2 separate regions of the Mus musculus genome follow, and region 1 is linked to region 2. A link is a loop called in an ENCODE intact Hi-C map of the cell type or tissue named here. Cell type or tissue: heart. All regions are shown on one strand. Links, peaks and the distances in the headings refer to the core of each region. The heading gives the core; the rest is flanking DNA. Region 1 has its middle 5.7 kb from the start of Gm25846. Region 2 overlaps Pdcd10 (programmed cell death 10).

What was found. A loop is a pair of places that touch in the nucleus more often than their neighbours do. Peaks named below come from ENCODE experiments on the same cell type or tissue, not always from the same donor. Only the 100,000 strongest peaks of a DNase experiment are listed, where the experiment ranks them.
Region 1: it touches region 2 in a loop (2.2-fold over the local background); 8 of 42 quality-filtered maps call a loop at or near these places.

Annotation. Positions count from the first base shown.
Region 1 is chr3:75,718,994-75,721,920 of GRCm38, forward strand. No RefSeq gene overlaps it. Among named protein-coding and RNA genes, the nearest start is that of Gm25846, 5.7 kb to the left of the region's middle. In heart, for the core only: a CTCF peak has its summit at 1,850 (motif pointing left); no DNase peak of the experiment used is centred there.
Region 2 is chr3:75,516,445-75,519,371 of GRCm38, forward strand. It overlaps Pdcd10 (programmed cell death 10), which reads right to left. Exons shown (of 8, transcript NM_019745.4): 8 at 46-1,157. The coding sequence ends at 1,076. Among named protein-coding and RNA genes, the nearest start is that of Pdcd10, 39 kb to the right of the region's middle. In heart, for the core only: a CTCF peak has its summit at 1,362 (motif pointing left); no DNase peak of the experiment used is centred there.

The sequences.
Region 1 (2,927 bases), core at 291-2,790, 200 kb after region 2:
ATTAGAAGAAGGAAGACCCCCTTTCTCTCTCCTTCGACTGCTTGCCTTGTGGGTCTGAGCAACTGCTATATCCTTGGACTTCTATTCACAGCTGCTGTTGACCATTGTTGGGAGTTGGGCTGCAGACTGTTATTCAAAAAATTCCTTTACTATATAGAAACTACCCATAAGTTCTGTGACTCTAGCGAACCCCGACTAATACAGACCTAGCCTGAGATGAACAGGAGTGTGGCACCACACAGGCCTGGATGTGCAGACTATGCCCAAGATGACCCATGTGCCCTGTCATAATGCATGAGTGTGGCATAGCCTTTCTGAGACCACTCCTAGGACAACCCCAGGCTCTCCTGGTGTGGGTGAGGTGGCCCCAAGTGTGTAAGCATCAGTGTGGGAGAGGGAGGGATGCCCTCCCTGACCCTCACCCCTTCCCACCTATGGCAGGTGCGAGAGCTAGCCCTGCTGCTCCTCACCTGCTGCAGCACTGAGGTGAGCAGGCTCTGGCCATCACCTGGGCAGCACAGTAGAGCAGGTCCTGAATGTGGGGGTTGCTAGTGAGCCAACCCCAAATATATTCAAGCTAGAGACTGTGGGCTTACCGGGTCAGATACCTCACAGGCTCAGGTCCAGGGCTTTGAATTGGCTCACCTCAACTTCTACACCATCAGTGAACTGATGGAGTGCATGAAGGAGCCAGACGTACAGATCTAAAACTAGGATCTTTATGACAGGCAACAACAGGGTATCTGAGAGAAGTCTCAGTGAGGTTAGATAGATAGTACTGAGAGAATAGAGCTATAGAAATGAGAGGCCTCATACCAGACCAAAGAGTCATTGCAAAGAAGCGTAGACAAAAGCACACACTATGACACACTACAGTTTCCATAATAAGATTTTTTTCTCTGTTGAGGGAGGAGGTTGCAAGGGTGGAGGGTAGATACAAGGGGAGGGGGAAATGAGTGGAATTGGAGTACATGAAGCGAAATTCACAAACAATCAATAAAAACCTAAAGAAGAATAACAATGTCTAGCACATTCTGAAATTGAACTTTTATAATTGAACTATGATTTTTTTTCACTGTTTTACTCTGAATTTAAATGTCCACACACGGGCTAAGTAACCAGCATACTGATCAAATGAACAGACAAGATGTCAGAGTTATTTTGTAAACACAATATTAGTGATGGGTAAGATGGCTTAGCAAGTAAATGTGCCTGCTGCCAAGCTAGATGACCCAAGTTCACCTTGAATTACATCCCCATGGTCTACATCATAGAAGAAAACTGACACATAAGTTATCTTCTGAGTTCCACAGGTAGGCCACAGTAAGTGAACCCACCTCTACCCACCCCCACACAACACAAGCACAAATGTAATAAAATTGAATTTAGTACGAATAGTGCAATATGCTGCAAACATCTTTTCTTGTAATTGACACGTCATTCCTTTCTGAGTAAGATACTTCCGAGATCAGGGAGCTTGGCCATTTGGCTTTTGTTGAGCAATTTTTAATGCAACAGGGCCATTCATCTTTACAGTCATCTAATGTAATTTGTTGCCTAGTGTTGGGATTCCACTTTGCATTTTATGGAGTTGATAAGATTCCAGATTATTTTGAGACTCATCCATCTTATAAAAAGAGGATTGCATTAATTCTTCCAGCTTTATGACAAACCCAAAAAAACATAACAGAAAAACCTGTCATCAAATAACAAATCCCTCAAGAGATGGAAGGATGAAGAGGATAGATCAGTAAAATGTTATATCTGGAACTTGTCATTCATTCTAAATGATCCTATAACCAGTTTCATTTTAGAAGGGATATTTTGCATATGGTAGCCTCTGCCATCTAGTGGCTGACTTGGTTACTATATGCAAACTCAAACTTTTTTTTTTTCCTCCCAGAAACTTGCTCTAAATTAGGCTGGCTTGAGCTCAGGGTTCAGGGATTAGATTTGTTTACCACGCCTCCTCAGTGTTGAGATTGAAGGAGTGGTATAAATGAAATATTTTTATGCCCAAGAAATTAACGTGAGCAGGAAAGTGTTAGTCATTGTATCTCATCTCCTTTTTCTTTTCCCTTTTTCCTGTGGCTGCACATGGTGGGCAGGGGGATTATAGATTTTTATTTAACCAGTTTTTATGTGTAGTGACAAATTTGATCTAATAATAGTTCATTCCTTTTGAAGCAGCTGTCTTCCAATGTGGGGGCAAGAAAAGTCAGAAAGGAAAATAAGTCACTTATCAGGTCATCTTTTCTAACCTTAAGCAGCACTTGTGAGCTAATTGCATATACATTTGTGATTCCTGGTCTGGTCTCTCCTTTGAACACTGCCGCCTTCCTCAGACTTCCTGCACATCCTTACAACTTCGATATCAGCTGGGTCTCAATTTCTCACTTCATCACTTAAGCATCGTCTCCACTTTTTCCTTGCTGGTCTTGCGAAATCTAATAAACAACGAGCTCTTGTCGGCTTCGTCTTTACCTAGCACCGGAACCTCTAGCATTTCTCTGAGCACACACAAGGGTAAGGTAAGTCAACATGATCGTCGCTCAGGCCCTCTGCTTCTTCCACACGGCGTTACAGTGACTGTATTAGCTTCTTTTCTGTTGCTGTGATAAAATAGCCTTGGAAAAGCAACTAAGAGAGGAAGGGGCTTATTGGCTTGTAGATTCAAAGAGCCCTAATCTATCATGGCAGGGAGATGTGGCAGCCAAAGTGTGAAGCCCACACAGCACATTGCATCAGGAGTTTGGAAGCAGAGGCGACTGAAATGGAATCAGGCTATAGTACTCAAAGCTTGCCCCACGTGACAGCAGTCTTCCTCCAGCAAGGCTTCATCGCCTAAAGGTTCCATAACCTTCCCAGCCAGCACCACCAGCTGTGAAACAAGTGTTCAAACGCATGAGCCCCTGGGGGACATTCTC
Region 2 (2,927 bases), core at 149-2,648:
AACAACTAAATAACAAAAATAACTAAATTGTCTTATAGCAAAGTTCTGTCAACAAATTTTAATATTTCATTTCTTTATAAAACATGAACAAAACCTGATTTTCCCTTTATTTTATAATTAAAAACTCAAATCACTCAACATGAATACCGATACATAGTTTTCTTATAACTTCTCTAGTGTGAAACAAACTATACATATTTAAAGAGTATATATTATATTAACACTGATAAAAATCTCAATACAACTATTAGAATTTTTTTTTTTTAAATTGTGATTACTCTGGGGACAATGTGCAAAGCTTATTAGGGCCTAGTATAGCAGAAGTAATTTCGTGGAGCCGCATCTACCACTCAGAAAGCGTCATGAACCTGAAGTGTTACTACAGTACGAAGACCCCGTAGCTTCATCTCTCTTCTCAGGTCTATAAAGATTGGAAATAGTGAAAAAATATCCAGTTCTTGATATGTAACAACTAACAAAAGTATTTTAACTGACTACATTTTGCTCAAAGTGATTAAGGACAAAAAATAGGAATTCTTGTTCCTTTATTATTTGATAAACTGCTAGTAAGCTCCCATTAGAAGATCTTTAACATTATACCAAGTTGTCTTGGTCTTCTGATCATATATACACACACACATATATATATGCATCTTTTTTCAAGTAAAGAAATGTTTAACAGATGTAAACTATTTATTGAATATTTGCCACCAAATATTGTTAAATACATTATCTTGCAGCATATCGCTTTCAAGTTAAAATGTCAGAAACAAACACCAATATTTACAGTTCTTGTAAGGAATGTTATATAATGACACATTAAGGCGTAAATTCTTTTGGCTTATAATTCTTAAAAGAATGATAATAGCAAAAGTGATGCAAAATCTTCATTGTGAGATTATGATTAAGCTACATTTTACAAAAATATGGTGTAAGATGGCAATAATCCCATTCAACATCCTGGATTAGGTCCCTCCGGAGGGACTGATAATTTATACAGTCAAACTTTAAAATTTACAGATAAATGCAGTTTAATACTGCCACTGAGAAGTACATCTCTTAACATATACAACTTTCAGGCCACAGTTTTGAAGGTCTGAAGTATCAAGTTGGTTTGATGAATTAGCCGGTTGGCACTTATGAACACATTTATTGCCCTGTTTAAAAAGAAAAAGAACAATCATTAATTTCATTTTTCAAATTCACTATTTAAACTAAAATATTTATAGTTAATGTTATATTAACGGTAGCAATAAAATGAAAGGGGGAGGCAAGTAAGTTCTGAGTACTGTAAACTTTCATTCCAGTTGAGAATTTAATGTGGGTTATAAACTATAGCGTCTAGGAACCACTGCCCCCTGGTGGTTCTGACTGGCAGTAAGGGGTTGTAGGGTTGCTACCCCTTAACCATTTACAGGCTAAACAGATCACTGGTCAAACAGGAGGATTCAGATTGTTTTCAGCTGTACAAAATAAATACAATTTAAAAAGAATTTTGTTAACAAAATAAAACCTGATGTGCTTAAGTGATGATTAGAGTTGAGGTTCCCGGTTAGCCTGATCTGCGGAAGCATGCAAGGCACTAAGCCTCGAGATCTAATGGCACAGTAACATCTGGCATCAATGAGCATGATAAAGAAATGTTAACGACTTCTAACCTACCCTAATCTAATCCTTGCCTAAAAACATGTGATTTAGTACCTGGGGTCCAACAAATACAAAAGTATGGTTTTAACCGATGCTTTAATTACAAACATGGAGCCTGTAAGGGTTTGAGCTAGGTCATGTGCATATACTTTATGGTGGTATAGCTTGTTCTTGTGGGGCTCCCAACAATGGAAGGGGGTTGTCTCTGATTCTTTTGCCTGCACATGGGATCCTTTTCCTCCTACTGAGTTGTCATGTCCAGATATGATATGAGGGTCCATCCCAGTCTTCTCTATCTTGTTAGTTTGGTAGATATCCCTTGAGAGGCCAGATAAGTCCTGCACTCTTGTGTTCTTTCTCTGCCTCTCTCTCTTCCCCCTTTGGAAGGGAAGCAGAGGAGTACTTGATCTGGGGGAGGGGAGAGGTTGGGGGAGGGACCAGGAGGAGTGGAAGGAGAGAAAACTGTGAGAAGATGTAATGTATGAGAGAAGGGGACAAAGCTACTTTAAGAGCCAGGATGTTCTCTCAGAGGCTCATGGTTCCCTCATTATACAGCCTTATCAGTCCCTCATTGTACCAGGGATGAAGGTTGGATCTTCACCAGTTGAGTCAATGAGAATTTGTCTCCCTAGTACAAGATGTCTTCAAAGATTTTGCTCCACTAACAATTTTCCATTTGGAGTAAGCAAGTACAAAATTCACAACATTTAAACAAAAAAAAAAAAAAATGAATTTAGAGCTGTAGAGATTGGAAAAATAGTAGCAAGCTTAATATCAATATATACAAATTTTAGATTAGTGAACTATAAACTCCTGCCTTTCAACATTCATTGTACATGATTAATTAAAGTTAGAAATTATTATACCCTTATCTAAATCATACCTTCGGCTATTTGGGCTTAGTTTATTAAACTATGTCACAAAACATTTTCCCTAAACAATTTGAATTTGCATATGGAACATAAAACTATTAATGTAACTATCTTTAATTTGTAATATAAATGAAAATATTTATATTTGCCTGAACATTAAAACTGATTGTAAAAGTTTTATATCCATGTACTTTTAAAATATTTTATACTAATATCACAAATGTGTGGTTTTATATGGGATCTTAAAACTTCAAGGTTTGCGGTGCCTGTTTGGAGTATTTTCTAGCTTTATATATATACATAAGTATATGTCTTTTTCAATATAATTTCTAGCATCTTAACTAAAGTCCAGTCAACAACCTGTATGAAAGCACATTGCAGATGTCATAACCCAGACTATCTGTTTAA